Regions from separate parts of the Homo sapiens genome. Here regions 1 and 3 are each linked to region 2. A link is a loop called in an ENCODE intact Hi-C map of the cell type or tissue named here. Cell type or tissue: endothelial cell of umbilical vein. All regions are shown on one strand.

Evidence for each region. A loop is a pair of places that touch in the nucleus more often than their neighbours do. Peaks named below come from ENCODE experiments on the same cell type or tissue, not always from the same donor. Only the 100,000 strongest peaks of a DNase experiment are listed, where the experiment ranks them.
Region 1: it touches region 2 in a loop (4-fold over the local background); 3 of 110 quality-filtered maps call a loop at or near these places.
Region 3: it touches region 2 in a loop (5-fold over the local background); 6 of 110 quality-filtered maps call a loop at or near these places.

The regions. Positions count from the first base shown.
Region 1 is chr12:85,277,210-85,285,209 of GRCh38, reverse strand. It overlaps ALX1 (ALX homeobox 1), which reads right to left and starts at 4,990. Exons shown (of 4, transcript NM_006982.3): 1 at 4,723-4,990; 2 at 1,334-1,638. The coding sequence starts at 4,948. RefSeq lists a silencer at 4,605-4,899. In endothelial cell of umbilical vein, no CTCF peak of the experiment used is centred here; DNase peaks (open chromatin) are centred at 4,099, 4,439, 4,669, 4,959 and 1 weaker place; H3K4me3 peaks cover 2,720 bases; H3K27ac peaks cover 1,855 bases; H3K27me3 peaks cover 1,535 bases.
Region 2 is chr12:85,152,965-85,160,964 of GRCh38, reverse strand. LRRIQ1 (leucine rich repeats and IQ motif containing 1) reads right to left here. Exons shown (of 27, transcript NM_001079910.2): 21 at 7,820-7,941; 22 at 7,207-7,302; 23 at 6,871-6,953; 24 at 251-352. Among named protein-coding and RNA genes, the nearest start is that of LRRIQ1, 120 kb to the right of the region's middle. In endothelial cell of umbilical vein, no CTCF peak of the experiment used is centred here; DNase peaks (open chromatin) are centred at 4,174 and 4,974.
Region 3 is chr12:85,072,040-85,080,039 of GRCh38, reverse strand. It overlaps LRRIQ1 (leucine rich repeats and IQ motif containing 1), which reads right to left. Exons shown (of 27, transcript NM_001079910.2): 11 at 6,942-7,133. Among named protein-coding and RNA genes, the nearest start is that of LRRIQ1, 40 kb to the right of the region's middle. In endothelial cell of umbilical vein, a CTCF peak has its summit at 3,210 (motif pointing left); a DNase peak (open chromatin) is centred at 3,129.

The DNA.
Region 1 (8,000 bases), 120 kb before region 2:
TGTTAAGGGGAAAAGATGCATTATGTACAGTTGGTCACTCTGTGTGCAAACATATTTGTTTATGGTTACAAGTATAACTAATTTAAATATAGACAAAGACAAAAATCTCAAACTTACACAGCGGGTGTTAATACTCGACAATTCTAAAATTCTTTGTTAGCATGAACTTTCTACATATTTACTTCCTGAACCAAGATAAAGTAACCATTTGCTTCCACAAACTCAAGTAAAAATCTGCTGCTTGTTATCCGTGTGCCACCAGATGTTGTCTCTAATGATGTAAGAGCCTTACAATTTTAAGAAGAAATACCGTTACTCGATTTAGAACAAAAATTTTCACTATTTTATTCATTCCCCCATTTTAGCAGTTTATGGGAATTGCAAAAATCAATACTTTTGTAGAGGAGTCAGAACACACACAAAGACCAAGGCCATTATCCTGAATTATTGTTGCATTTTAAACTCTTACTACTTGGAAACTAGTAAAATATAGTTTAAGAATATCAAATGTAGTCAAAATAAAGTACTCCTAAGAGGTAAAATTTTACCTGGTATGATTTTTCTTTCTCAAATTATTTTTAAAAATTAAGCATATTGGATCATCCAATTTAATAACTAGAATATATCTTATAAACATAATTGAGTATACACAAAAATTTACTTTAAAGCCATTATTTTTATTGCCTATGCAAAATTCATATGATTTATCTAGACTTTAACCATTATAATGGAATATTTACATGTTGACAACTACTAGGACTATAAAATTGTAAATGAGCACTATTTGATCTTGTTTTTAATTATCCATAGTGAAAACATTCCATGGTATACATAACAATTGGGAATTTGTGGGATTGTTTTTTTTTTTATTATGCCTCCAAATCTAGAAATTTCTAGATGTATGGGCTATTATACAAATAATTTACAAATACCTGATATATAATCTAAAAAAGAACCTTAGTGGCTAATAAAACCGAAAAAAAAAAAACAAATAAATATACCAATTACTAAATAGTCATGATTCTGCTTTTCATCCTTTAAAAACTGCTTTTGAAAATCAGAGATATATTATCATATTGTTATGTTTGAATGATTGTTAATTTTTATGTCTCTGTAATAACTTGTGTTCTTTTGTTTTACATATTGCGTGAGTTGTCAAAATTTTTGCAATTAAAAAATAATTTTAGTAGACATATATTCATATATATTACTCCGTTTCTCATCTTCAGCTAGGGAATCAGTTTGTTTCTTTGTGGCAAAATGCACTTATTCAATTATTCTAACACCATTTATTTTCCTATCCCATCCATCAAGGCCTCTTTTTGGCTCCTACCTGGACCCTGGCCTCAGTGAGCTCTGTCCTCAGAGCAAGCTGTTCTCTGACATACACATCCGGGTAATGAGTTTTCTGAAAGACTTTCTCCAGCTCCTCTAGCTGCAAACTGGTGAAGGTGGTTCGGTGCCTCCGTTTCTTACTGCTGGATACATTGCTATCACATTTATCCCCAAGTTCATCCAGCTCTCCCTTCTCTTGCATCCCTTTCACGGGAGACATTCGGAGACTGTTACAGTTGTCCATAGCTCTATTCAGTTCGGTGTGAAGGGGCTGTCCTTCTACTTTAGTGATCCCATAGTTCACTGTACCCAGAGGAGGAAAAACAACAGTTCTCAGGATTGTGAAACTCATCTCAATTAAATCAATAAGTAGAAGTAATTGAGAGTATCAAGAAATTGGCCTATTAATAATTTATTGTGCTAGTATTAATTCAATTACCACATTTCTATACTTAATTCATTGTAGGACAGGTTTAAATACCATTTTAAAATGTGTTCATGCAACTGCTATGATCTGCCAAAATCCGCAGTTCTATTTTACAGGATTTATAAGTTTATGCACATGTTTTTTACTTAAATTCATGTACTCGAATTAAAAGATGATCTGGGTGTTTCATGAAAGAAACTTTAAGTGTCCATGATTTTTGAAAACTGAAGCAAATTTAATGTCATGTGTTTTATTCACAGCAGATAAAACCAAGCTACTAATGTGGCTCAGAAAATATATTTTAATCTTAAATAATACCTCTGTACTAATATCTGAAAGTTATTATCCTCCTCCACGTAAAACGTACTGATGATAGATTTCAGATGTGACATTATTTCCACTAAATTTTGAATATTTCAACTTTATATCCATGTCTGCATTTACACTTTTTCTTCAAAAATAATCTACTAAATTGACAAAATAAATTTCATGCCAAATTTTGAATACGCTTTCTATCGGAAATTAGATTTAAGCAGCATTTTTTTTTTTTACCTAAAAACTTACGCAGTTCTTTTTAAAACATTTCATATTTCTGCTTAGCTAGTTAGATAAGTTTTGGGATTGAAAACTTTTCTATTTTCTCTGCTGAAACACAGAAATTAAAACAGCTATTAAAACATTACAGAGCATGACATCTGGCATTCTGTTAAGGGATGTTTAATTTCAGTAATTTTCTTCAGATTTGATTGCATGCTTGCAGTGTGATATAAAACAAAGATATATCATATAATGCCAAACACCCACAAATGCAATGGATGCACATAGTGAAATGGGAAGCACTTTTTAAAAAGTAAAGTCAAACCAGCCAGAATAATAATTTCCAATAGATGATCATACTTTTTTCATTTGTTTCTTTTTTTAAAATTACCCCCATAATGTATTTTTACAACTCTTTTCATCATTATACAAATATATTCAAGTTTAATGCGCATATAACTTCAATAGCTAATAATTGAGTACTGTGCATTTCAATGTCACTAACGGAGTAACTCTCAAAAATGTTCTCATAATAAAAAATGTCAAATATTTGAGGTGATGGCCAATTAACGTAATTTAATCATTCCACATTGCATTAAAAAAACTTAACATTACTTTGTACCCCATAAATATATACAACTATAATTTGTCTATATATATATATAACAAATTTTTTAAATTAACGGTTTTCATGCAAACGAAGATGTGATGTTAAACCAAATATAAAGAAGAGCCATGACTGATTAACAAACGGTTCTATCTCCTTGGGCAAAATTAAAGGGGGAACTGCAGCAATTAGGGATGGGGGAGGGGAAGCATCAGAGAGGCTAAGGGCATCTCAAGAGAAAGACAGGATCTCTCCTAAATTAAGCGGATGACTGCCTATGTTCATCTTCCTTAACACTTCTTTGTTATAATTCATCTTAATAGTGTGATATTTGTTTAAAAGTTGATAACGCATCAATTATGTCTCTTATTTTGGATTCTCGACTATTCAAAATAAAATATTATGATCAAGTCCATCCAGAGTCAATACAAGACATTGCAGAATCATTAAAGAAAGACCTGTCAATTCAAATAACGTTAGGCATGCACCTAAGAATTCCACAAATACAGATACCAGGTCTGAAACGCAGCCAGAAAACCAACAACTCAGTGTAAGAATAACAAAAAGTATACGCTCGAATCTTTCTAAATAAATGACTGAAACGACTTAGCTGATTATTTTCTCTATCATTTGCACCTTTATTTTTGATTTACCCTTAGTCAAAAGTTACTTGCAACGTTAAATAAAATTAGTTAAATATGAGATTAATAAAAGAAAAAAACTTGTGTTCAAAATATTTAGAAAATGAGCTTCTACAGGCCAGTGTTTTGTCAGATTTTGAATTTCTATAAAATAGGGGGCAGGGGGCTTGTTGTAAATATTTCACACTTAATTCGTTTGTTATTTTAAAGCAACCCGCCCCTTATAGCTTAACTGTGGAATATATACAATGATAAGGAGAAGTTCTCTTGGAATTGTAAACGTGCTTTAGCTGTCGCGATCTGAAATAATAGGTTAGTATTAGGTTACAAGATAGAAAAGATAGATGGTTTGTTTTGATAACATTTTGACTTGGAGATACTTGGGCATTCAAAGTTGAAGATTTCACCCAGAAGCATTCCAAAGACTCCTTAGGTGACTTTTAATGTGAAGTCATAAAAATACAAAACGTAGAATCTGGGAATGAGTGATTAGGCCGGGGATGGTTTGCCCGAAGCTATTTAGTGTGCTTTAGTGTTTAACAAACATTCAACGCGTGTTGTATTGCAAACGCAAAAAAAAGCAGAAATTACAAATTCACACACGCTAGAAATCTAGGGATCCTCAAACTTTGAAAATATATCGCCACGTCTTGGAAAATTAAAAAGATTTATCTTTACCTAAAGGAGCTCAAAGGGTTTTTTGTTTTTTGTTTTTGTTTTCCGGTTTTTTTTTCCCTACTCGTGACGACAGTGACGTACTCTAACGAGCTGTGATCGATTTCAGTTCCTACCGCCCGGACTGCAAGGCGGGCTCGCAGAGGAAGCGTTCTGTCTTGACTCAATTACGCTCTATTTAGCGCCCTATCAGTTTACTCCAGGAACCAATATTACAGAAGGACTCAGGGATCCGTAGGCGACCAGACCCTACAGCGAAAGGAGAATCGCTCAGAGGCAACCCGGTGCTGGATCTCTCCCTCCCTCCGCCCTCCGCCCCCAAAGGCTGCAGCAGCAGTAACACCGCTTCATAAAGCGAGCACCTTCCACTACCTTCCTCCACCTTCCAGGTCCCTCGCTCCCACTTTTCTCCTTTCTCCCTCCCTGCCTGATCAGACCGATCCTGCATTTTCGATTGCGGAAGGGCTGCGGCGGCTCCGGCTGGGGCGCTAGCGACTCACCGCTGCTGTCCTGACAGGGCGAGGTCCTCTCCAAGCGCACGTGATGCTCGGCGCGGGGCAGGGGTCCGAAGGCCTGCACGCATTTGCCTGCAGACGCTTTGCTGTAAAAGGACTCATTGTCCAGCGTCTCCATAACGTGCTCCAGAGGACCTCCTGCGCCCATGTAAAAGTCACTGTTTTTACTCGGAGGGCTCTTGAGGGCAAACTTCTCGCTCAGAAACTCCATAATCCTGGAAGACTGTCGCGTAGCTCCTGGGGCACAGAAACTGGAGAGCGCTGGGGGAGGGAGCCAGTGGGTGGGAGGAGGGAGGGCCAGAGAGGAGGGAAGGGAAAGCGAGCGCTGCGGCGTCGGGAACTGCCCCGCTCCGGTCCCTTTAATACGTCCCGGCTGGAAAAGGAGCACCCGAAGTTGCTTTTATATCTTGAAACTCAGCTGGCCTCCTCGGGCAGCCTCCCAGTTCTAATGAATATGAAAATAGGCGGGCGACTAACTCCACCCCAGGTCCCCCTCCGCCCCTACCCCACCCCCATTTTCCCCACTTACCCGGGCAGAGGGCGTCCAGGCCTAGGATAGACAGACAGACAGCTCCATTTCAGACAAATGCCAGGAGAGACGAGCCCCTGACACCCAGATTCATTGCCGCCGTGACAGTGGACTGGCATTTCGGAAGATCTTGGTGAGATCGCAAAGCAGTTAAACCTCCACTCCCTACTGCCTGCGCCTTCCTGAGCCACCCGTCCCCACCCCGCCCCCATGCCGGCCACTCACTACCAGAAAGATTTAGAGGCGTCTTAAGAACTTGAAAGGAAATATTGCTCTAAAAGGCTTTTATTTCATCCGTAAATCGTTTACGTGGAAGATTCACATTAATCCGAAGCCCAAGGAACCAGATGCATTGGCAACTGTTAATCGCAGCCGCCGTAGTAGAGGGGCCGCTTCGGCTTCTAACCGGGAGGAGCTCGGGGTCCGGGCCAGCTGGGAGCTTTACGAGGCCGTGGCCTTTTCTTTTTCTCTGGAATGCGGCGGAGTGTGGACGCGGTGGCGATGGGTGGGAGAGAGAAGCCGAGCAAGAGGCAATGAAGCCATTATACTAATGCCAACCAATTCCCTACACCCTCTTCGCCACCCTTCCCTTTGGTCCACGATTTTATCATTAGACCCAAATTATTTTAAGAAAACCCGTTAGGATCAGTGCCTTTGAAAGGCTTTTACTCTAATGCCAAAGTGAGGATTGTTACAAATAGGGGTTTATGAAGAAGAGGAATGTCTGCATATTTTTACAGAAATTACTTTTAATTTTAAAGAGTTGCTGTGGAGTTACTCCGAAAAGCGCTCTGGGAGTGAGTGGTGAGCGCGCGGAGCTGCGGGCACTCGCGGCGCGGCGTCCTGGGCGCGGACAGGTCCAAGGCCTCCATTTCCACCAGAGGGGATGGTAGGGCAGGCAGGACAGCACTGCTAGGTTGAAAGCCCTTCTGTGTGACTTTTGGCACGACTCTTGGCTTCCTAGGAGCCCGCGGCGCTTGGGGGAAATGCGTTCGGTGCCCTGGGCACAAAATCGCATTTGCGTCAGGCACCCTAAGCTAGCAAATTTGGTGAAAATAAGCCAGACAGGTTTTGGTCCAGGTAGGCCTCTGCTTAGACGTCCTGACACAGCCTTTGTCAACACTGGCACTCACAGCGGCCGTCGCGTTTCCCCAGACAAGTCTGGCAATTATGGTGAGGCCTCGGGCAGGCCGAGCAGCCCGGACTCTGAGGATGGTGAGGCCAAGCCCAGCTGTGGTGGGCATGCTGATGGGTTTGAGAGTTTCCACCTTCTGCGGGGGTCTTAGCTGACCCACGCCTCTTTGGTGAGACCTTCTTCGAGACCTGACCAGGCCTCAGCCAGAGAGTAACAATCAGGGAGGGCTGTGCACCCCGGAGCTGCTCCTTAGCGTTGCGCGAAAGGCAGGGTCGGCCTTAAGCACCCAGATCCGACCGGCGGATCCCGAGCAGATCAGCTGGCAGCAGCAGCCTTGCTCGCCCGGCCAAAGTCCAACCCAGACTGTTCTCCCAAGGAGGCGCACAAGCTTAGTTCACATGGCGCAGCGCTCAGTGTGGCCTTGAGCGCGCACTCAGATTCAGGCAAGTGGACACTATTCCTGGGACTAACTAGCTTCTGCTGTATTATTATTACTCTCTCCAGAGCAGTGCTGCAAGAACCAACTGCAGATTGTTAAATTTCAGGGGAGCAAGGTCAAAGAAAAGCACTAGGGACTGAGCTTCAGCAGGAAGCCAGGCTGCGTCGGGCCGCAGGAACTCCAAACCAGACAACCTGGCATTCTGAGGTCAGGCCCAGGGGGAGAGAGTGAGGTGTCGGAAGAAGCCATTGAAACGCTCTTCTTAAAGTGTCCTGTAGCATCCCGACCTTGCGTGAGCAGTAGCCTCAGCTCTGCGTTCTTTGGACACTTTCCAGCGGGCCCCCGGGCAGCCTTGTGGAAACGTTGAGTGTTGCGTTATTCACTCACTCCTGTTGGGTTAGCCATTTTCGATTCTTTCCTATCCCCTTCGGTACCTTCTTATTTTCAGGTATCCTGAAAGTCTGACTTTCTCTACTAAACACGGGAAAGATAAGAAAATGGTCGTTTAATATGTTTTACAAAAATTCACAGCAGCAACAACAACACCTATTGCTGACTTGAGGAAATATACAAACTAGTTATCAACCAAGTTATCTTGTAGAGCTCTGTCAGCTTGTTTATAAATATATGTCTTAAAAGCCCTAAATTTCCGGAAAAACATTACGTGTCTTTTAAATGAAAGACATGTGATACAAGTTCTAGGATACTTGTATGCCAATAAAGGTCCAACTCATAGAGAAAAGTACAGCGTAGCCAAGGACAAGAGCTGTCTAGTAAACCCGTTTCTGCCCCATTACCAAAACTCACTTTTGATGGTAATGGTTGAAGGGGTGGGGTGTAAGGTGTCACCAAACCAACATAATATCCCTGGAGCTCCCTGGAAACTCAAATATACTACACAGAATCCCGTGTGTTTTGTGACATGTAACCACATGTGCCCATAACAGAGGAAACAGCTAATGGCAAACTCCCATAACGAATGTTTAATCTGCAGTTTTTGGCAAGAAGCTGGGTATTTGGTTGCCAACAGCTGCATTACATGAATTTTGAGAGGTTGAGATGGAGTTTATGGTTATGACACAGCTCTAGAGATAGGGGCATTAATAATACATTGAAAATAATACTAATCAAAACAATAATAATTCAATAATTTCTAAAAG
Region 2 (8,000 bases):
CATATATAAATAAAAAAATTAAAATTTATGTAAACATTGATACAAATTTTCAATGACTATATCAATATTTCAGCACACTAAATTAGCACTTCAGCTTTAAGAGCCATATTTTGAGTTATTCAAGTATATGTTATACATAATTCTTTATATATATACTTTATGATTAAGAATTAAAAATTTATTGTAAATATAATTCTTTTAATCTTTCTTTATCTTTTTACCTCTCTATGTATCTGTTATTAAGCCATACCTTCAAAGTAACCATCTCTTCTGGGCTGTACCATCTTTGGTGATTTTGGAAGAGACACTTTATTTTCATTGTTTTTGAATAAGGCTAGACGCACAGTGGAATCTAAACAAAACGAATAAGAAAGGAGCAGAGTTCATCTTTGGTTAATTCCTTCTCTAAATGTCCACATATTTCTTATATGGTGGTAGTAAAAAAAAAATCCACTTTATAAAGCTCTATGAAATTGATGATGATGTTATATTAAGCTTCATAACATGGAAAGGTAGCCAACCATGTACGTATTATTGGTTATCTGATTAAACAAATAGCCAATACTTAAAGAACAGAAATACTCTACTTTTCCATCTAAACTGTGGGGAGATGGGATACAAAAGATGGAAGCAAGACAACTAATGGAATAAGAAACAGGTAGGAAAAGGTTATTTCATTAATTTAACACCTAAAATAGTGGTTTTTCTTTGCCCTAATGTATTTTCAGATAACAAAGATGTATAAATTTTCTCCATATATTCAAAGACAAGAATATTCAAGATCTATTAATATTACAAAAAATAGATTGTGAATGCAGACTATACATATCAAATTAAGAAACAAGATTTTTAATGTTGTAAATACCAAATTACATATTTTAATTAAATGCTAAAGTAGCAAAAATAAATAGTATTTGCATAGCTATTCTCCAGCATGAGCAACCTGACAATTTCCATTAGTCTTCTAGTAATAATTCATCTTTACTAAGTATGATTTACATTTTTCACAATGATTGTATTTCTCAAGATTAGGGAAAATGTTGGACAATGTTTAGGTACATTTCATAAGTATTAATATATGTAATCTCAGGTGTTATTAAATGTTTCTTATGAATTCAATATGAACTATCAGTAAGAATAATAAAATCTGTGTATATATATTTCATAAAATAAGTATTATATATCATCTAAGTCATTTACAAAAAAAAATGACATGTCAAAGAACAATTAGTCAATGAGGAAAGACATTACCATGGGCTTGCAAACTGTTCGGTGTCTTATAACCATCTCTCTACTCTCTTGCTCTTCTTGCCTTTTTATTTGATCTATGTATTTTCTGACAACATCACAAACAATTCAGCAGACCTGGGTTAGATCCTAGTGCCAAATTTTACTAGTTGTATGACTCCGGAAAAACTGTTCTCACCTTCTGTCTCTTCCTCTGTCCAACAGAAGTAATATTGTTTTTGAAGTACTAGTAGTACTGTACAAATTAATGAGATCATTTGTGTAAAAAAAATCAGTCCCATGCACACATTTGTGTAGGTTCTCAACCACAGACATAATTATGACATCAACAATGAAACATTTCCAGTTTATATTCTTAGAAAAAAAACTTACATTCTTCATAAAATTTACTGCAATATATAAAAATACATAGAACCATAATTGGCTCCATTTCATTTAACACAGTGCACTGAACAGAAGCTATGGATATTTTATAAGTTCTTTGGCATTTCTTTGGCCAAATAATAAAACAATCATACTTTCCTCATACTATTATCAAGGTCAAATAATTTAATATGTACAAAATATTTAGAAAGGTTATCTAGCTAAAGTTACTCAAAATAATTTTATTCTCCAAGAGCAATAGTGCTACATTATCAGTCATTCTGATTGCATCAGCATAAATTGATTTAATCTTGAATTAATTCAAATTGCAAAGGGATAATTATAAGAAGTAAGAAACATAGTACTTTTAGATAGAAAAAAAATCACTTGATTTTGATAGTCCCTGAAAATACCACTGGTAATAATGCAGTATTCTTACCTCAATAAAAAAATGAATAAATAAATAAAAACACAACCCAGTTAAAAAAAAAGCCAAGGGATAAGGTAATTGTAAACAGTATAGTTTGTTACACGTTTTTATTCATTATAAAGTCAGTTTTGTACACTTAAGTCTACTCCTCTGTGGTAATCAACAGCAGGTGTAAGTTGCCTTATAAACATAAATCTTTTTATCTCCCAGCAATGACTTGCCCAGTGTTGGGGAAATAGGTATTAAATAGATGTTCAAAAATGTTTCAAGAAACCCCTAGGTAAGTAACCATGTCCCTATTATGCATGCATCTCTATACTTAACAGTTTATTATTTCATTTAAATAATATAATTTTAGTTAAGCATTAGAGTATCCATATTATTAAATTCCTTGTACAATCCCTTTTCAACTTCTATAATTCTAATTTATCTCATTGTTTTATTTTAGTATTTTTCTTCTTACATACAAATCTGGTTATTATTACCCATTTTTTGCAGGTGTAAAATAAGGTGTATAGCAGTGCTGTAAAATAAGCTTGAATAACTAGCAATATTTCATAATCTTAAAAGGAGTACTATTTACTAATTTAAATTTTCCCAAATATAAGCATATATTTACATGACTAAAATGCACACACATACTGTAAAATGTATATTAGTGACTTTTATCTAGTTTTTTTTTTTTAGTCAATTGACATTCATTGGATATCTACCAGGTGCTAGGCATGGTGGTAGTAGGTCTGAGATGTCAAGAGTGTTTCAGCCCTCAAGGATTTTACTATTCAGATGAATTTTATTATTAATTTTTTGTGGTTGAGAGCATAACACAGTAACATCTGATCAAAATTCTTGTAAAATCTTTCTGAAAATTGATGTGGTAAACAAAATAAATCTTGAATAAACTTCATTTTGGTAGAGTTTTGTCTATACTATTCCCTGCTGGTCCCTCCCCCTTAACATTCTTTAGTTACATTTATTATCATTCTGCAATCTGATGGCTTTGCTATAGCCCATGAGTTGTTTACTTGACATAAAAAATTAGCCTTTTTTTAATGCTGGCTTAATTCCTGGCAAAAAATCCATGTTAGGTCTTCGTACTATGTTCCTTAAACCTCTTACCAGCTAATCTCCACCAAAATCCCTATACTCAGACCCCATTCTCTCTGAGCACTCTGAGGAGTGCTCCACATCAAAACCAAACACCCACTCCCTTTCTGCATCCACCTCATCTCAGTCTTGCTACCAATTACACTCAGTGTTGTGAGATTATTGACCCTGCATGTTTTCAATAAACCAGTAACTCTCACCTTACACAGGATCTTCTTCACTGCACTACTGAATTCTAAACTTCCCTGGATATCTGCTAAATTTCAACACAGATCACCAAATTCTGAAACTGCTTCTGTGTATGAAGCAACAATAAATACAAACAAACAAACAAATAAAACCCAGAAATACAAGACCAGTCATTATTGGTTCAAGCTTATGCCAATCAAGAGGTTAAAAGCAATTACTCACTAGGAAAAACAACCACTATAACCCAAACATAAACTGTATAAGTAATGATAACTCCTCACAATTTTAGATTTTACCGTGTAGCTTTCAATCAATTCCTCCTCTTCCTTCTCCACCCTCCTCCTCTTTTAATCAGATGGTCTCACTTCTACCAATAGAAGTCATCGATACTAAGTCTCCCCTAGTAGCTGCCCATACCACATCTTTCCTCGCTCAGTTTGTTGCCTCTTCATAAATGAGCTTCCTCATATTCTTCCCTCTCTCTGCAACTGATTCCATTACATTCTACTTTCTTAAATTAATTGACCCTCTGCTTTTTGCTGTATTTTCATTTTCATCTTAAATAAATAAAATATTATTGACTCATATCCCTTGACTGATAAAAACATGTACAAAATACAAACAGAAAATATGAAGTGCTTGCTACTGAGCGCTCTAAGGTTTTCTGTGGCAGAAATTTGAATTAAAGCTACCATACTTCTTGCAATTGTGCTCCATTTCCTTGAGGATTACTACTTTGTTAGATTGTAGGCCATAATTTATTACATTAATTAATTGTTTGTATTCTCTGACACCCCTCCTGCCATGCTCCCCACTCCCGTAGATCTAGTTAGTCTCGCAGCAGTTTTATAGACGATGTTGCTCTCTAGTGGCTTAAAAATTTCAAGTTGGCAAGTTGTCTATGTAAGATATGTATCTCCAAGTATATTTAAAAACTGCTAGTAAATCTTTCAGTGTTTAACCAAATTTAGATATTTAAAACATTGTTTTAACTCATTAGTGAGTAAAAATTTAAATTATGGTCATTATTTGAGACAGATGCAAGTAAGTTAATGGTATATCACAGATCGATTGAATTATAAAACTGGAAAAAGTACTGAACATTTTTTATTCTATAAGAAGAAAACCTGAGGCACAGAATCTTAAATAATTTGCTCACAGATACAAAATGAAATAAGTTCTACATCATCAACTGAACAGAAGATAGACAAAATGTGATGATTAGAAAATATCTCTCAGATTTTCTTTTTCATGCTTTTCACCATTAATCCTCTCTTTAATGTTTCTAATCTGTATATCTGTTGTGAATGAAAAATAGAATGAAAAAAGTGAGAAGAGTATAAAACTTATCACTAAATTTTACATTTCAGCGTTCATGTTTTAAACATAAAATGTTTTGTTTCATTATTCTAATATATTGATAAAAAAAGCAAAACAAAAGTGATACATAGAGATACAAAACCTTACACGGTAATAAGAATGCAATTTGGATTATAATCATGTTATTGGAGTAACAGTCCCCATAAATATTATACAATTGCCATTTAGGATTTTAACCTAACCCAAAATGTTAAGTTAAAGATGTGGTCATTAAGCTGGATGTCTGGTTACTTTCTTTCATTTGTTACCCTGTCATGCCCCCTTGTGACTGATAAAAGAGGTTTAATTTTTGCCTGATAATTATCTCTAGTCGTGGCCATTAAAGCAATGATTTTTATGTACTAGCATATATTCCTTACTGAATCCTCTGCTAAAACACTTGCTATGCTGCTTTATAAAAAATGTTCTCACCCCCAACAAAACCCTCAATTACAAGAGTTGGCAAGAAAGACCTATATATTTCCCAGAGACGGAATCATATGGGAAGTCTGACAAGCTAAGCTTTTCCTCTGCTTTCACTACTGGAGGCTATTTATTGCAAACATTACAAATACTTTTAAAAGTGGGCCTAGCAAAATTCCTTGAATACAACTATGTCATAATTATTTGTTGAATATTGGCTGAATCAGTTCTTAAACCACCTCTGATATTTGAACTTGCCCCAGGAGTTTCAGAAATTGTTATTATTCTCAAAACAGTTGTTTAAAGAATGTTTTTGATACTGCTGAAGATGGGTAGAAATAGACATCAAAGCAATAATAGAGTTTATTACACTACCAGATTTACACTACTAGATTCTATATCTAGAGAACTGAAAGAGAATCTCACTATCGTTAAGAGTCTGGAGTTACTATTTCACTGGGTAACCACCACATAGCATTCAGTTCAGAGAAGCCTGATGAACTTAATAGGAGCTTACAAAATGAGAGTGCAGGAGGTACAAACAAATTAAAAAGCAAGGTGTTTATATTTTCTTTAAAAATGCTTGAAATGTTAATGTTTTAAACCTGAAAAAATTTACTACTCAATAAAAATGTTATCACAAAAAAGTAAAAAAATTAAGATATCACTAACATAACAATAAGGTATGCAAGTTGAACACTTCAGAATATAAAAATGAATCACCAGTAACTTATCAATGGCTAGTCAGTGATGTGCCAATAAATATCAGTTATTCCTTGAAAATCAAAAGCACTTTTGCAACATTTACTTGTTTTAAAATGTTATATTTATATCTGGTTCTTAGAATTTACTGAATTATAATTAAAATATAATTAATAGAAAAAGATAAAAATAGTTTTATGAAATATTTTTTCATATGATTACATAAGCTAGATCTATAGGAAAAGTATACATTTATTGCACTGCTCATGAGTAACTGGTCTTTTTTGGAAACTTTTTACTAACAGTAAGAACTTTAGAAAACAAAACTGATGTACAAAAGAAATACATGTTCTTATATTTATATGAGTAAATATTTACAGTTATATATAAAGTTACATGCAATTATTTTAAATAGTTTTAATTAAAGATATCATAATATCCTGATATTTCTTCTCTGACTCCATATATTAAGTAATTACACTAAAATGATTAGAGGTATCCAAAGAAAAACAAATGATTTAAAGAGTAGCCTTGTAAGTGGGATAGAATAAAAGATGCTTTAGAACATTTCGCAAGTCCTACAAAATCATAAAATATATAAACTTTGCTTTTCCAAGATTCTAAGTTGTGAAGTCTTCATAGCTAAAATCCACTGAACTGATAAATTTATACAATTTATTGAATAATCAAGCAATTTAAAAGCACGCAAAAGACTAAGGAGTGAAACAGATACTCTTTAGAGTCAACATTTGCCAAAATGAACCAGTTTTAAAACAACTTATAATTCTCAGTACACAATAGCTAGAACAATCAATAGCAAAGTATATAAGAAAGAGCCGAAAAAGTAAAAATAGTGTTTAAGAGTATAAATCATTCAATGGCATAGCATAATTTTCTCTTAAGTTTTATTTTTTTTCAGAGTATCTTAGACATAGTCATCTGTGAATTGATTACTGTTCTTATTAAACATAATTTATAAAATATATTTTAAAGAAGTTATCTTCAATTTTCCATACACAGTTATTATTCAAAGAGCACTAATTACTCACCTATTTTTTTCTTTAGTTTCTTCGATTTCATTTTCTGTGCCCTCTTCAACATTTGCTGAGCAGTAGAAATATCCTTAAAGCCCCTATTAAAAGATTAAATATAATAAAGGTAAAACAAATACCCGGATCATATTTAGATATGCATATAAAAATAGACATGCATATCTGAATTATAGCATACTAAAATAAATGTGAATTCCCATTTAAGAAACTAAATTGGATGGACAATTTATAAAAAACTAATATAGGTATTCTTAAAATCTTGAAAAGTATCTGTCTTGGACTTTTAGCAATCTCTCAATTTTTTAATTTATTAGTGTCAAATTGACTACATACCATTCTTCTGAAATTTTTTTTTCTTTTTCAGATTTTAGCAAACTCTTTCTACTGGTCTTTGATTCAGGTGTCCAGGAAGAAGTTTTATTTTCTGATCTGGCAATAGAAAAAAACCACTTTTAACTGAATCAACACAAGTATATCAGCACTTTTTAAAACTACAAACTGTTTATGTTGTCTCAAACTTGGAAATAAAATCTAAGTTAGCAAAAAACATTATCTTGAAAGGCAATAAAAGTCTGCCATTAATTTAAAATGTTTACATTTCAATTACTTGAAGCATATTTCAATCCCTTTGTGAAAAGTAACATAGCACTGGAATTTTTAGTCTAATCATTATCTGTACCTATATAGTATTTAAAGATCCACTTGTTTACAATAATTAATTACATTGTTTCCCTGACATATAAATTTTGTAGTTGCTTTAATGTACCTACTTCATTCATTTTCCTTACACTGAAAACTCTTCATGACCATGATGTTTTTAACACTAAATATTCTGTTTCCTAAACAAGTAAATTCACATCTAGTTTTATAATTGTACTACTTTTGTATGATATGTAATACTGTTGTCATTCACAAGTTGATTCTCTAAAACAATAGTTTAGCTTACCTGCTATTAAATTGTGTGTGTTCTGAAGAAGACAAATTTTCTTTGTCATTACATAACCATGCTTGAGCTGGATTACTTGGTAAATTAAATGAAGTATCATCCCATTTTAAGTTTCCAGGAATCTTTTCACAAAAAAAGTAAATAAGTGTGAAGTAAAATAAAAAATCCTAGCATTTATGTT
Region 3 (8,000 bases), 81 kb after region 2:
ATAATATCTGAAGAATTCATCACCAGCAGACCTACAATAAAGGAAATACTAATAGATATTCTTTGGGCAGAAGGAACATTGTAGATGAAAGACAAAATAAAGAGCAATGGAAAGTTTATACTATATTATTACATAATAATACTACCATTGGTATAGTCATCTTTTCTATAGTAACCTAAAAGAATAGAAAAATAATATGTAGCTGGTAAATATAAGAGGAAAAAATGAAATAATTTAAAACCTCAGTCAAACCAAATAAGGGCAAAAAGAAAAAAGCAGGCAGAATGAACAGAATAAAAAATAGTAAGATGGTTTAATCTCAAATACATCAATGATTATATGAAATTAATGATATAACTAATTAATTGCTAAGGACTAATGGCTACAAATCAAAGCTAGAGTTTGTAAGCCAGTCCAGATAAAGCAATAACAAAATCAACAAATTTTCGTGTTACAAAAAAGAGACAAACTGGAAACAAAATTTGTAGACATATTTTAAGTAAAAAGATAGAGGCTGGGCATGGTGGCAGCTCTTACACCTGTAATCCCAGCACTTTGGGAGGTGGAGGCAGGCGGACCCCAAGGTCAGGAGTTCGAGACCAGTCTGGCCAACATGGTGAAACCCCGTCTCTACTAAAAATACAAAAAATTAGCCGGGCATGGTGGTGAGCGCCTGTAATATCCCATCTACCCAAGAGGCTGAGGCAACAGAATTGCTTGAACCCGGGAGGCGGAGCTTGCAGTAAGCCGAGACAGAGTGAGACTCCATCTCAAAAAAAAAAAAAAAAAAAAAAAGATAAAGATACATCATGTGAACACTAAACTAGTGGTTCTCAAAGTGTGGTCCAGAGACCTCCCAGAGATGCTTTTAAAGATTCTGTAAAGTCAGTACTGCTTTCATAATAATTCCAAAATGCTATTTGGTTTTTCACTCTCATTTGGTCAAGAGAGTATAGTGGAGTTTTCCAGAGGCTACATGACTTGTGATATTATAGCAAATTGACTGCAGAGGCAAATATGAGAACCCAGATGTCTTGTGTTAAGTCAGACATTAAAGAGATTTACAAAAATGTGTAACAACACCCTTCTTCCCAGTATAACTCTTTGTTTAGAAAACAGAATTAACATTTATAAAATTTTTGTGAATCCAAAAGTTTTATTATTTGAAATTCTAAATGAATTAATAAAACGTAAAAAAATTTTTTTTCGACTACTTGGCAATATTGCTAGACATAACCCATACAAATAAGTTATTTGAGAGAGGTCCTCAATAATTTCTGAGAATGTAAAACAGTCCTGCATCTAAAATAAAGCTCGTTTAATTATATAAGACACAGAAGACTAAAGCAGAAAGCTTTACTACCTATGAAAAGAGACGTTTTAAAATGATGAAACTGGTCAATTTAACAGAAACATGTAACAGTTATAAATTTGCAGGCACCAAATAGCATGCCCTCAAAAACATTTAAAGTAAAAAAATATATAAGAATAAAAAGATTGAACTACAATAATCATGAAGTCATTGCTAATATTATCAGTACCACACTTAATCAACAGGCAGGTGGCATAACAAAAATATATAGGTTCTGAAGTAGGCTGTCCTGAGTTGTAAAAAACAAGCCTACTCCCAAACTAGCTATTTGAAGGTAGACAAGTGACTTAACTTCTCTGAGCTTTAGCTTTTTTATTTATAGAGTGAGGGTAACTTCACCTCATTATGAGGATTAAAAATAATATTATACAGGATTTTCACAAGATAGCTACTAAAAATGATAGCTATTATTATTTCCCAATAATTATTCTTAATAAAACAAGGAGTTTAAAACTATAAATTTGTGGTGACCAAATAAGGCTTCAGAGAGGGCTGAATTTTGAGTCAAACATTAAAGGAGAAACAATATTAATATACATTCCAAAAACTCTATTCACAACTGATTAAACAGTAATCGATTCCATAAATGCACTTGGATGGAAGGGGTGGGCGGGTTCTAGATGTAAATGAAGTTAGAGTAAGTTGCTACCCTTTGTCTTTAATCAATTTTTTTTTTTTTTGAGACAGGGTCTCGTTCTGGTGCCCAGGTTGGAGTGCATTGGTGTGATCTCGGCTTACTACAGCCTTGATCCCCCAAGCTCAAGTGATTCTCCCATCTCAGCCTCCCAAGTAGCTGGAGCTACAAGCATGCACCAGCCCACCTGGCTTATTTTTTGTTTATTTTATTTTTTTATTTTTAGTAGAAATGAGGTCTCACTATGTTGCCCAGGCTGGTCTCCAACTCGTGAGCTCAAGCCATCTGCCCAGCTTGGCCTCCCAAAGTGCTGTGAATACAGGTGTAAGCCACCATGTGCTGTGATTACAGGTGTAAGCCACCATGCCTGTCCTAATTTTACAAATTCTTTAATGTCAAATAAAGGCTGACAACTGAGTAAAATAAACTTATAGCAAGTCCTATCTTAGGATACCATTAATTCCTTAACACCTCTAAGAAAATTATTCTTTCCCAGATAAAATATCCAATATTTCTTCCCCTGCCCTATTCAAAATAAAACAAACAATAGCCACAAAAATATTAAAGAGCCTTTTCAAAGGACTTAAATATAATACAAATAAAGACTTGCTTAAATATTGTTTAGCTTACTGGTTAAATATATTCTTTTAACAGCTCTTTTAAAGTTTCCTAGATCTCACAAAATAAAACTTAAGTCAAGTGTGTTTACTCTTCAAAGGGCTCATGCCCATGGCAAAATTAACTTTTGGCCATACTTTCTACAAATATCTATTTCAAATAATTCTTCCCACAGAAATGAGCCAATGGTCTAATAAAACATTCCTGCCACAGGGGAGAAAATTCTGTAAGGAACAGCAAAATTAAAAATGTTAAATTAGGCTGGAGGTTTTTCACTGAAGATCAACCTCCTTCAGCTGTTCACTGATTGCCATGTCTGATGGTTTTTCATTCACACATACAAATATACAAAGTTGCACTTGAGACTTTTTAATTTTAGTGCAAAAGTACTTCAGGATTATACATGTTGTATAGAAAGAGTAATACTGAAACAGGAATCAGGAAACTTGGATCCCAGCCCTACCTCTGCCATGAGTTAGATGAAAACTATGTGGGTGTTTTTTCATCTGTAAACTAAGCAGCCTAGACTGGCGAGATACCTAAGATCCCTTTCAGCTTTACACTAAGCATTGTGTTGCCCTTCAAAACTAACAAGTAAGCTAGCACCATCTAGTGGACTCCAAAAAAAAAAAAAATCACTGAATAGGTAATAGTGAAAAAGATTCTTATAAGCAAAATGTCTAGAGTTCTTACTTTATTTTTCCTCCCAATGATTCAAAGACAATATTTGAAAGCAAGAATTATTCCAAGCACTATGAGCCACGACACAGCAATCAAGCCTATGTGAAAATGTTAAATTATTTCCATATCTTTCATATTTACAATACTAGTGGGCAATTTTCCAGAAAGCAGTATTATCTAGAAAATAAAGAAGGAAAAAAACTCTTAGTATCTCTACTATTTACATGATAATTTTTAGGAATATATGATGTGAAATTTATAAATTGGCAAATATATTGCTTAAATTAAAGAAATATTTTTTCAGATTAAAGTTTTCCTAAACAGAAACAGATACATCATGAACAAGAATATAAAAATGATCATTTACTCTTACATGTTAACATTATATTTATTTTTATTTTTATTCAATATTTAATAAAAGAAATAACTTATTCCAATTCCATATATATAGAGAAAATGTATATCACTATGATATTAAAGTCAAGAGAGTCGTTTGTTTTGTGTGGAAAAAGTCAAGATAATCATTTATTTTGTTTATTGCTACATCCCCAGAAATATTTCAGTGCTGAAAAAGCGCTTATACATATAGGTACTCAATAAATTTATTTTGAAAAAATGTCAAAATCATTACATTTGTTCAGCATAAAGAGTTTTAATGTAGTATAAAAATAGTAGTAATCTTAATTATGAAATGTATATTTATTTAAAAAGTAGAAGAATAGAAGAATAAGGTAATTTAAAAATTAGGCACTAGAGATAGACTGCTGAGTTTCAAATCCTGTCTCTATCATTTACTAGCTGTGTAATTTTAGATAATCTACTTTACTTCTTTGTGTCTCAGTTTTCTTATCTGGTGGGGTCAGAATTTTTTTTTTTGTTTTTGAGACAAGGTTTCTCTTTATCACCCAGCCTGGAGTGCAGTGGCATGATCACAGTTCACTGCAGTCTCATGAGTTCCTCTCAACTCAGCCTCCCGAGTAGCTGGGAATGCAGGAGCATGCCACCATACTCAGTGATACAGTTTGGATATTTGTCCCTGTCCAGATCTCATGTGGAATTCTAATCCTCAATGCTGGAGGTGGGGCCTGCTGGGAGGTGTTTGGATCATGATTGGGGTAGGGGGGATCCATCAGGGCTTGGTGCTGTCTTGGAGATAGAGTTCTCACAAGATCTGGTTATTTAAAAGTGTATGGCAATATCCCCACCACCACCACATTCTGTCTCCCTTGCTCCTGCTTTTGCTTGCAACTTGCCTGCGCCAGCTTCGCCTCCTGCCATGATTGTAAGTTTCCTGAGGCCTCTCTAGAAGCCAAGCAGATGTCAGTACCATGCTTCCTGTAAAGCCTGCAGAACCATGAGCCAATTAAACCTCTTTTCTTTTACCTAGTCTTGGGTATTTCTTTATAGGAAGGCATAAATGGCCTAATACACCTAGCTAATAAAAAAAAATTGTAGAGGCAGGGCCCCACTATGTTGCCCAGTTTGGTCTTGAACTCCTGGCCTTAAGTGATCCTCCCTCTTCAGCCTCCCAAAGTGCTAGGATTATAAGCGTGAGCCACTGTGCCCAGCCGAAAATATTTAATAGTACCTAACTCATGCCAGTGATGTGAAAAGCAAATGAGTTAATTTGTATAAAGCACTTAAATACCTATTGGTAAGAAAGCTATCTATTACTGTATAACACTTAATTGTATTTTTATGTAAATAAAATGTAAAAAATAACTTTTTTCAAATATGGATTTATTCAAAATTAATTTAGTTTCAAAATTTTCTGCTAGAAAGTCAATGAAATTCAACATAAAATAAGAGAAATAAAGACAACTAGATTTTAAGTTATAAATCCCATTTTTCATTTGCTTTGGCTATTCTTACTTTAAAAACTAACTGAAAAATACTGACTCAAAGGACTAAAGGTTTTCCATGAACCATTTTATAAACTTTAACAATCATGTGGCAACATTCATTCAATATATTTTTTGCCACATCTCATATAGAAAACACAGTTTTACCAATTTTGCCTTAAATTTACTTATGGGAAATTTCAAACAAAGGACAACATGAAAGATTTTCTTATTTAAAATTGGTCATAAAATAGAGAGTAGAAGGATGTTACCAGAAGCTGGGAAAGTTAGTAAGGGGCTGGGAGGAGTTGGGGATGCTTGCTTAATGTATATATATATAAAAAAAACAGAATGAATGAATAAGACCTACTATCTGATAGCACAACAGCATGATAGTTAATAATAACTTAATTTTACATTTTAATATAACTAAAAGATTGTAATTTGTTTGTAGAAACAAAGGATAAATCTTTGAGGGGATAGATACCCCATTTTCCATGATATGATTATTTCACATTGCATGCCTATGTCAAAACATCACATTATCCCATAAATATATACACCTACCATGTACCCACAAAAATAAAAATTAAAAAATAAAATAAAACTGGTATGAATATTTCACGTTATATTTTTGTTTTTACAATTGCATAGTTTAATTAGAATGGAAAACATTCATAACTAATTTCAAATAAATTGCCTTAAAAAGATTGATACATTCACTATTCTCATTCACTTAAATGCAAATAGTATCAACCAAATAAATATGTACATTAATATTTTCTAATAAAAAGAATACAGTTAACATTACATATTAACTACTGTGATAACTATAGCACAGTAAGAATTAGAAACAAATTAAACTTGAAACTACCAATGTGAAATATTGTGGTATTGCTTCCAATTTTATTTCACCTCCTTAAGAAATATTATAGCATGGAATAGTAACTCACTAACTTACAAACACAAATCTATCTTTGTCTCCCTTCATAAGAGTTCTTAGCATCAATATATCACTGAAAGACAAAATCTATGCTTTTCACTTAGCTCAACCAGAATCTCTAAGCATTTCCTGAAGATGAAAAACAGACTCCAACTGCTCTTCAGAAAATCTACTTTCTCATGTATACTATTCTCACACTCAATAAATACAGTGTTTTCATTGTACCCAACAGACACCAAAGAAGTCTTTTACCTTGTTTGCTCTGTACTGCATGCACAGAGATATCTCAGGTTTATCAATTAATACTATGGCAGTTTTCACATAAATCTTGCTGATATCCTATGCCAGGAAATCCACTACTTACCAAAAAAATTCGTACAGCACTGCTGGCAATGAAAATGAAGTAAACGGGAATTCAAGCATTTCTTTTTTTACAAACAGCCTTTCTTTTCTTTTTAAAGTTTGCTTCAGTGTGTGCCAATATAGTAACATACATTATCAATGCACTTGCCTTCACTCCAACAACAACAAAATTATTTTAAACTAAAATTTTAAAGTAAAAATATTTGTGTCAAAACTATCAGCATTTCCATATGGAAGAAGTCATAGTAATCCAAAGCAGGCAGCACAAGAACGCAGGCAAATAAACACATTAAAGCATGTTATATGTTATATTTTCAAAAGTATGCCTTGAAATGTTTGCAAAATAAAGCTTATTTTGTGAAAACAGCTATATTTTACCTATATTTAAAAAAATAAAGGAGATGATGGTGACTGCCTAGATCCAACCCTCCCCATACCTCCTCTAGAAATCCATAAAGAGTAACAAAATAAAAAATAAACACAACTTACAATTCCAGTATAAGTGGGAGATAAGGAAATTACAATCTGAATTTTTTGTAAGTGAGGTAATAGGTATCCAGGACCAACATAATCCAGTTGGAATCCAGACTTGTGCCAGGGATAAGTAAGAAGTGGAGGTGCCCAAGTGATGGCAGAACCCTGCATTGTCAACAAGTTTTTCTTCCAGAAAGAAGGAATATCCTGAGTAGGATGACAGAATTAAGACCAAATATATAAGACGAATTAATAAATGCAAGTGGTTATAGCTTATATGAGAAAAAAATTTAAACCTGGAGCAAAAAATAAAACCTAAATCTATACTGTATAAAAATAAATGTCTAAACTTGATTCAAAAGGTTAAAAATAAAAAAGATGGCCAGGTAGGCAAACAAAAATAAAAATAAACCATATCGGACAAGGTAGAATTTAGTTTCAAAGGCATTAAAGAGAGAATGAAAAAAACATAATAGTCAAAGCTAAAATTTACGAAAAAGATAAGACATTTATAAAATTGCACGGCAGTAACATTCACAAAACAGAAACCAAAGGATTTACCAAAAAAAAAAAGGCTGATTAACGACAAATCAATAACAAGCAAATTCACAGGCAACTTCCTCAGTCCAAAGTAAATCAAGCAAACAGATCACCTTTAAAAAAATTATCAGTAAGGTAGATCTTACACATGCAAAATAAACTCTTTATCCCAATAATAAAAAACCCTGCCTCCTTTTCAAGTACACCTAAAACATTCATGAAAATTGACCACATATTAGATTAGCAAGACAGCCAAAATAAGTTCCAAAAACAGAAATAGCATAAAAATTATTCTCTGGCTATAAAGCAATAAAACTGAAAAGAATCACCAAAAAAAATGACCTTTCTATATGGAAATTTTAAATCTAAGGTAAAACATTTTTAAAAACCCTAAAATTATGAAAATGATGAAAATATCTACATGTCACAAGTTACAGAATAAGCATTGCTCAGAGGAAAATCTATAGATTTAAGTATGTCAATACGATTGAAAAAATTTAAAAATAATTGTATGAAATATTTAACTCAAAATAG